Regions from separate parts of the Homo sapiens genome. Here region 2 is linked to region 1. Evidence: chromatin contacts called from ENCODE Hi-C or POLR2A ChIA-PET data. All regions are on one chromosome and are shown on one strand. The core of a region is the stretch at or near the end of the contact, and the rest is flanking DNA. Distances in the headings are between cores, read along the strand shown. Region 1 overlaps ERAP2 (endoplasmic reticulum aminopeptidase 2). Region 2 overlaps LNPEP (leucyl and cystinyl aminopeptidase).

Region 1 (4,425 bases), core at 1,173-3,672:
ATTCTTCTCATTCTCAAGTTGCTATTGACATGTATTAGAATTGACTTTATGTGACACAATGGTGGGCAAGATATTTTCAGTAATTTATTATTTTAATACTACAGGGCCCTTTGGTGTCAGAAGAGAGTTGGTCAAAATCTAGGACCTTTAGGGGAAGATTGATGGGGGACTTTTCTTAAAACTAGGAACTAGCTGTGATATAATTGAATAACTATTGGACTTAGAAGACAAATTTTAAGTACTGATTTTCTCACTGACTTGGTGACTTTGGGCAAATCTGTCCCTTAGTATCAGTTTTCTCACTTATAAACACAGAGTAATGATGATTACTTTATCTTTTGAGATGATTATAAGCATGATGTGACAAAAAATAACACAGGAATTTACACTGCTGGCCTAAAATGATCTGGTAATTGCTGGCCAAATTTTCTTTTTAACTCCCACCCTCTACTGCCAGTATGCACACCAAATGATAGATTCTTCCGTGTTGGAGGGGAGCTAAACTGATGTCTACAAATATACATACATGCACACACACATGGCAAGGGAGAGGGAAATGGAGAGGGATGAGAGACAGAAGCAACACAATACTTGGTGCTGAGAAGCTTAAGCGGAAGCATGGAGAAAGTGTGTCTGGACCACTGACGGTGGGTGATGGAAATGGATAGTAAAGAGCATCTTTATATGTTTTTTGTTTGTTTGTTTGTTTTGTTTTGTTTTAAGACAGAGTCTCACTCTGTCACCAGGCTGGAGTCCAGTGGTGTGATCTCAGCTCATTGCAACTCCGCCTCCTGGATTCAAGTGATTCTCCTGCCTCAACCTCCCGAGTAGCTGGGATTACAGGTGATCCACCAGACCTGGCTAATTTTTTTTTTTTTTTTTTTTGTATTTTAGTAGAGATGGGTTTTCACCATGTTGGCCAGACTGACCTCAGGCAATTTGCCCACCTCGGTCTCCCAAAGTGATGGGATTACAAGCATGAGCCACCGCACCAGGCCTATAAGTATTTTTGTAAGTAAAAACTATGTATTTGAATATGTCTCAGGATTTTCAAGAAATGCAAGTAAAAAATAGGAGCTGTGAAATAATTTTTGATTGTTGGATTTTGTTTCTTTAACCACAAAATCACACATCAGTTGGACCATAAGTGTGCTTTATAAGGGCACAAAAATATCAAATGAGATAATCAACATGAAAGTGCTTTTTATTCTTTAACTTTGATTTTTTATTTATTATTAATTATTGTTATTATTATTATTATTGAGACAGAGTCTCACTCTGTCACCCAGGCTGGAGTGCAGTGGTGCAATCTCGGCTCACTGCAACCTCCAGCTCCTGGGTTCAAGTGATTCTCCTGCCTTAGCCTCACGAATAGCTGGGATTACAGGCAAGCACCACCATGCCAAGCTAATGTTTGTATTTCTAGTACAGACGGGGTTCCACGAATTGGCCAGGCTGGTCTCAAACTCCTGACCTGAAGTGATCTACCCACCTTGGTGTCCCAAAGTCTTGGGATTACAGGCGTGAGCCATTGTACCCGGCCATGAAAGTGTCTTTAAACTGTAAACTGCTGCAGAAATATTAAACAATATTATTACTGTCCCTGGGACACAAGTGCTTGTAAAAAAGAAAGGATCTCTTCTGTCTACAATGACTTAGGGTTCTTCTAATTACAGGTATGAGTTCTCTGGGTCTAATGGTTCTATAAAAAATTATTTTCTTTGCAGTTGGAAATTTTAAAATATTTTAATAATTATTAGAATCATCTGAATTAACTGAATTTTTCTGCTTTGCCTTTCCTATTATCTACATGAATCCCAAAGACAGACCATAAGTTCTTTAATCAATCATTAACTGCTTATTAATCACTATTATAAGATCAACATATGCTAGGTGCTATCACATTAAAAAAAGAATAGACACAATTTTTGTTCTTAAGCACATTATCATTATTGAACTAATAAAAACAATAAAAGAGGGTACTATTATGTGGAACAGATTATAAGTGCACTGCTAAGAATTTAGCAGACAGGCAAACGAATGAGGGCTGGAACAGTCTGTAAGGAGGAGGTGAAATCTCAGCTGGATCTTAAAAGTTGGGTGGCATTTGAATTGTTGGAAAGAAGAAAGGGCATTTCAGCTAGTAAAGGCACTAGAAATATAGGCACAATGATCTAGAGATTGAGCAAGATTTCTTCTTATAAGAGAGAAGATTAGTTTTGCTCAACAAATATATACACATTGGGGAATACAGTTGACAACCTTAAAATTTGCCAGAGATTAGGTGTTATATGGTAGAAATTACAACATTTTAAAGATTTTAGATCAAGGGAACATAAAAGTGTAGGATTAGTCGTAGAAGAGAAACCAAAGAAAGTCAGGTCAAATAGTGAGCCCCTGGGGCCACCCCAGCGTGACATCCTAGTGTGGTGTTAGAGGAAAAAGGGAAGTGCTGCCTTCTATAGACCATGACAACATAGCAAGCAGAATAAATATGGTTGACTGACAATATATAGCTATTTATAAACATTCACAATTATTCTGTTACTTTCTAGATTAAATAACAGTCTATCGTTACCCAACATATGACTTACATTTGACAGACTGCTCCACAAGTCATCATTCTTAGCATTTCTATAGCTGAACTTCTTTAAGTACTGAATTATTCCTTTCTGGAATTTCTCCTCACCCAGAAAATCCTTGAGCATATTCAAAATACAAGCTCCCTTTAAAAAAAAACAAAAGAGTTGAAAAAAGAGATAAAGAAAATGGTAGTATGGTATGTTTTTAAAGGAAGCTTAAATTTTACGGAACATGTGTGATGTCTGAAAAGTGAACAAATAAAAAGTGAAACAAGTAGCAGGAACTGGCACCAGTGACTTAAACTGCTGATTCTATAGTCATTATTACACTTCTGAAAGCAGAGCTTCCACCTGCACCTGATATTTACTACCTTGTTATAGGAAACTTCATCAAACATTTCCTGTATTTGAGTCGGGGTTTCCGCTGGTTTGGAGATAGGGCGGGATGAATTCAATGAATCTTTTGTAATTACTTCAAAACACACATTCAAAAAATAGTCATCCTAAACAGGGAGAAAAATGTTTAGTTTTAGTTTCTATTTGACACTGTAAAAGCAATAGAAAACATAGTAGGTTTAGTAAGATGTTCTTAGAGGTAAGATTTCAATCGATATTTCTTGGGAGATGTTTCTTTTCTTGTATGTATTCCCCTTTGGCCAAAGGGGAATACATCTTTTTAAAGTTTCTCTACTTTAAAAAGATACAAATCCAATATTCCTTCAGACATTGCCTGAATGTTTATCATGTACCAGCCCTTGAATACAGAAATAAAATAATGGTTTCCATTTAGTGAATACTTGTTACGTGCCTAGACCTATCATCTGCAATCCTGTCAACACCTCTGCAAGGGAGATATGGTATATGCATTTTACAAATAAGAATATATAAAGCTTTGGCATTAAGCCACAAATTCAGTACATACACAGTAACAAGAAGAGCCTAACTTTGAATCCATGTCTGTCTATAGTGTACTGGACTAAATATATATCCCAAAGACCTAATTAACCATTACTAACCACCTTGATATGCAAATTTGTGTAGTGTTCAGACCACTATATTCGTTTTTAAAAAAGACGTACCTGAAGAAATCCCTTCACACATTTTGGGGAAGCCAGCAGACCCTTTGGAAATTCTAGAAAAGTACACCCCCAATGATGTTGATTTCAGGTTACATGCCGAGAACTCTCTATAGTACCTAGTAGCCATGAGCATTCCTGTGCAGATGTATACAAACAGTGATGTTCTTTCCTCTCAACCCACATACACAGTTCTACATTTGTATTAGTTTGCCTTCTCTCTTTACAGACTTTGGGGTGACAGATTTATGTTGATTGTTTTCTAAAACCTTCAATGTTTCATCCAGTTCTGTGATCTGTTTCGTGTATCAAACAAAATGCCATATGTTCAAAAACCACAACATTATGTAGTTTTTCTGTTTAACATTCACTTGAAATTTTAATAGTGAATTGATGATTCTTTACACCATATAGTATGATACACAGAATTGTGAACTTACAAATTGCAGCTCTGGATATGTAGCATTAACAGCGATAAGTTCCATGTATTTTGCAAAACCCTCCTTAAGCCAAATATCATTCCACCATTCCATTGTGACCAGGTTGCCAAACCACTAGGAGGTAAAAACTCAATATTATTAGAAGTTAAACAAATAAAAATTATTAACTTTAGCAAAAAATACAATAGTTACTAACTTTTTTTTTATTAGTTAGGATCTCTCTTCTCTCTTTGCTACCCTTTTCTCTCTGTACAATTTTCTTCTACTGATTTCCTTGCCTTCTTATTCTCACCACCACATTTTTGCTTGGTTTTCTTTTTTCTTTTT
Region 2 (4,425 bases), core at 1,394-3,893, 110 kb before region 1:
TACAGCAGATCTATATGCATTTATTTTATCCTTTTTCACCTATCAGATCCCCCCGCACATTTTTCCATTGTCTTCATAAGCAGTGTTCAAATATCTTCATAATATTTCATTTCAAGTTTATCCAATCTATTTTGAACAATTTAGGCTGTTTTAAAATGTTCACTATCATTATAATTCTGTAGTGAAGGTTTTTTATATAAAATGCTTTATAAATATGTTTTCAACCTAAAGATTATATATTAGTACCTGAAGCCTTAGCTTAGGTACTAAAGATTATATATTAGTACCTGAAACCTTAGGATTTATCAATTTCAAAAACATGAATTATTCAAATGTGTCAGATGCCCTTAATATCTTTGTTATTCCAATTATATCGATACTGCAAAAGATGTTTAAGATGAAAAAGACATTCTGATCATGTCTTAACAGGACATAATAAGCTAAGCAGTCTTTCTTACTAAAAAAATTCCGTACTTATTTCTGTTATATTGCTGATACAGCAACAGATGGGAAAGATCAGTTAAATAAGGTTTATTCCTTTTTCAAGGGCAGAATGCAGTTTTAAGGGATACTTGTGATGGCAGCAGTGGCTGCTCCAAGTTGAAGCCATTTTTAGCAAACCTATGACTAAGGAAATTAACTTTATCATTAGCTAATCCAAAAATATCAACACTCTCCAGGTCACCAAACACTATATCCTATGGAGCTTTTATCAAGAAAGAACCCTAGGGCTGGGCATGGCAGCTCACACCTGTAATCCCAGCACTCTGAGAGACCAAGGCAGGAGGATCACTTGAGCCCAGGAGTTTGAGAGCAGCCTGGACAACATAGTGAGACATCATCTTTACAAAAAATAAAAATTAGCCCGCATGGTGACACATGTCTGTAGTCCCAGCTACTCAGGAGGCTGAGGTAGGAGTATCACTTGAGGTCAACTATCACTAGGTCAAGGCTGCAGTGAGCTATGATCATGCCACTGTACCTTAGCCTGGGTGACAGAGCAGGACCCTGTCTCTAATAAAAACAAACGTAAAGAAAAGAAACAACCCCAGAAAGAAGGGCTACAGAGACCCAAGTCTCCCTTGCCCATAAAAGGAGACAAGAAATGATGGCTATGACAATTGTTCCACTAGATGGATGCAGAAAACATTGAAATACATACGGAATACCTTGGTTGATAAGCAGCTTGCCATGTTGTAAACCTAGCCAAGTCCAGATGGTAAAGAGGAGGGACACAGCTGGGAATATACTTGAAATTATTACTGTCATCGAGATGACACAACATAAAGCAGTACAGCCAACAGCACAAAGACAGACAGAGTTATCATTTAAAGAATCAACATCATTAGTCTCTTTCAGTTCTTCTGAATGATCCAGAATGGTGGACCTTAAAACCACAGGTATTGAAAAATAATAGCTTTGCACACAAGGGAAGTAACTACATCCTACAGCTCAAACGTGGATGAAGCTACCCTCATATGTTTTTAATTTACTATAGTCATCAACAGATTAACACTTCAATTTTCAGTCTATTGAGTAGCAAAAAAGAGTGAGCAACTGCAATATTAAATGGCAGAAGCCCAGATGAAGTAATCTAACAGTGATTTTTAAAAACCATTTGTCAATGAGCTACGAAAATCAACTACTGTTTTACAAAAAAACTAAAGTTCTGAAACTAAAAAACCCGTTTTTACTACAAAGTTACAAAATTTCCTGTACAGTTTGCTCCAGAGGGCTAGCATCATACATGCTATTGAACTTTATCACTCCTGTTCAAAAGCATTCCCTTCTCTAATACCCCTTTCTTTCTCCTTTATTAGGGGAAAAAAAGGCAAGAGCAGAGAATGGCACATGATAAATATTTTAATTACTATATGCCCTTCCTTCTTTCATCCTAATTACCTTTTCTTCCAATGACATATCTTTAACTTTCACAGCAGTATTTCTGATAGTGATATCCATTTGGAAACATGAATGTTTTGCATTAGATTTAATACGAAAATCTCCTATAGTTAAAGATCTTAGGTCTGAGTAAAATGTGGATAAGAAAGAGAGAGAGAGAGGGAGGAAGAAAGGGAAGAGGGAAACTTTAAAAAATATAATTCCTCAATATGTAAACTGGAAAAATGGCCCCATCAGCATTTCTTGTGCACAATAAATACTAATTGTTCAAAACTCATGTATGTGAGAAAAGGAGACAAATACATTGACCAAACATAACTCTTATATACAACTGAACTAATGAACTAACCCAACAACCCTTGAATTAGAACACATGAAAATATATTTAAAAAAAGAAAGAAAATATATTAAAGATTTAACCAACCATCAAGCATCAAAATAATACACTATACTAAAGTATTACAGCATAAAAGAAGCCTGAAGTCACCCTCTCTGCTACCTTTCTTTTGAGAATAGAAAAAATAAAAATGCAGTTAAATTAAGAGTAATTCTCACTGGAGCATTAGGAACCAAGAAGGCTCAGCTGTCCTCAGGGTCAAACGTAAGGACAGAAGTTTTCATGTGGACTCTCTAAACCCGAAATGGCAGGAATTAAAATAGCAGCAGCAGCAGCAAGGGAAATAACACAGTTGAGAAGAGGAAGTAACAGACACTACTTTCATCATGTATTGGCCCAGTTCCAGCTCTAGATTAAATCAATTATATTCTAGTGAATTTTGTATATTCCTCTTTACTAAGAAGAGGAAGAGAAAAAGAAAACATCATTTTATCAGGCTTTGCATGTTCTTTTCCTAGAAATTTTTATAGTGAGACTGGAGTCACTTCATTATGGACTAAAATTTACTAATTCATTAAGTTTTTGTGTGCCTACTAAGTGCTAAAAGTGATTTACAGTGATTCATATAGCCATGATCACTACCGTCAATGGGGGAAATACCTAATATGAGGATAGATATGAGTGAACAGTACTTACAGTATATTATGAGTGGAGAAGTAGAGAATGTTATTAAAAAACCTAAGTAGGGCATCTAAACTGTCTTCAGGGAAGGAAAGGTTTCCTGGAGCAAGCAATGGCTGAGCTAAGATCTGAAGAATAAACAGGAGTAGGCCGAGGGAGTGAGGAGGCAAGGGTGTTCCTTAAGGAGAGAAAATAGCATATGCAAAGACCTAAAGAGGCAGTATGGCATGTTTGAGTTGCTGATAGAATTTTTGTGCGGCAAAAGCACAGAATGCCAGGTAAGGGCCTAGAAGGCTAAAGCAGTAAAATATGAGCTAGTCTATGGGGTTAAACTCTCAAAAAGAGCTCAACAAGCTCAGAATAAACTCAGGTAAAGAGTAAAGAGGAGGGTGGGCACAGTGGCTCACGCTTGTAATCCCAGCACTTTGGGAGGCCGAGGTGGGCGGATCACGAGGTCAGGAGATCGAGACCATGGTGAAACCCCGTCTCTACTAAAAATATAAAAAATTAGCCGGGCATGGTGGCAGGCGCCTGTAGTCCCAGCTACTCAGGAGGCTGAGGCAGGAGAATGACGTGAACCCGGGAGGCGGAGCTTGCAGTGAGCTGAGATCGCGCCACTGCACTCTCACCTGGGCAACAGAGCGAGACTCTGTCTCAAAAAAAAAAAAAAAAAAAAGAGTAAAGAGGAGCCAGGTGCGGTGGCTCATGCCTGTAATCCCAACACTTTGGGAAGCCAAAGCAGGAGGATCACTTGAGGCCAGGGGTTTGAGACCAGCCTGGGCAACATAGTGAGGCCCTGTCTCTACAAAAAATACAAAAATTAAGCCAAGCATGGTGATACATGCCTGTGGTCCTAACTTCTTGGCAGGCTGAGGCAGGAGGATTGCTTGAACCCAGGGGTTTGAGGCTGCAGTGGGCTATGATATTGTCACTGCACTCCAGCCTGGGCAACAGAGCAAGACTCCAACTCAAAAAAAAAAAAAAAAAAAAAAAAAAAAAAACAAGAAAAAACAAACAAAAAAATCAACCAATGAAACAAAAAACAGATAATAAAAGCAGATTTCTTATTGCCCAATTATTTCTAATAGCACTGAAAATTAATATACTATCAGAAAGTTTGCAAAATTTCCTTATTAGTTTCTTGCAAATACTCCAGCCATGTTTTAGCTGTGCTTCAGGATATAGGGAGATGGGGTTATTTGTTCTCTCTTGGGTTAGAGACTATCCTTTTACGGCTCATTCAAAGTTAGAGTTTTGTTTACTCAAAGACAGTAGCAATTCCTTGTACTTCCAGCTATGCTATCAAAGATATGATGACATTACCAACTACCACTAGGATTTTAAATAATTAGATTGTTGCTGCTTTAACACTCCACTATGGTAAAACTGCAATGAAACTGGCACATTCATGTATTTCAGGTGGCATTATCAACTGTAACTACACAATAAAAAGGGCGATTTGGTTATATGTACCAAATCACAAAAGGTACTGCAGTCTTCATTTT

The links. A loop is a pair of places that touch in the nucleus more often than their neighbours do. ChIA-PET counts read pairs that join two places held with the same protein, here RNA polymerase II (POLR2A). Pooled maps may share reads with other maps.
Region 2: a pooled map shows a loop between it and region 1 (3-fold over the local background). The contact joins two enhancer-like sites. A Hi-C loop is called at or near these places in 2 of 168 maps with a recorded cell type or tissue (cardiac septum and heart left ventricle) and 5 of 50 pooled maps. POLR2A ChIA-PET finds 5 or more read pairs at or near these places in 3 of 52 experiments (T-cell, activated CD4-positive, alpha-beta T cell and activated T-cell).

Annotation. Positions count from the first base shown.
Region 1 is chr5:96,895,033-96,899,457 of GRCh38, reverse strand. It overlaps ERAP2 (endoplasmic reticulum aminopeptidase 2), which reads right to left. Exons shown (of 19, transcript NM_022350.5): 7 at 4,099-4,212; 8 at 2,954-3,085; 9 at 2,595-2,726. It also overlaps a transcript of ERAP1 not described here. Among named protein-coding and RNA genes, the nearest start is that of ERAP2, 21 kb to the right of the region's middle. RefSeq lists an enhancer at 2,273-2,332. Within about 2 kb of position 2,422, at least 8 of the 41 ENCODE cell types and tissues checked have a DNase peak (open chromatin) inside an H3K27ac peak, as active enhancers do.
Region 2 is chr5:97,007,834-97,012,258 of GRCh38, reverse strand. The region is part of intron 11 of LNPEP (leucyl and cystinyl aminopeptidase); the gene reads right to left. Among named protein-coding and RNA genes, the nearest start is that of LIX1-AS1, 64 kb to the left of the region's middle. Within about 2 kb of position 2,643, at least 5 of the 41 ENCODE cell types and tissues checked have a DNase peak (open chromatin) inside an H3K27ac peak, as active enhancers do.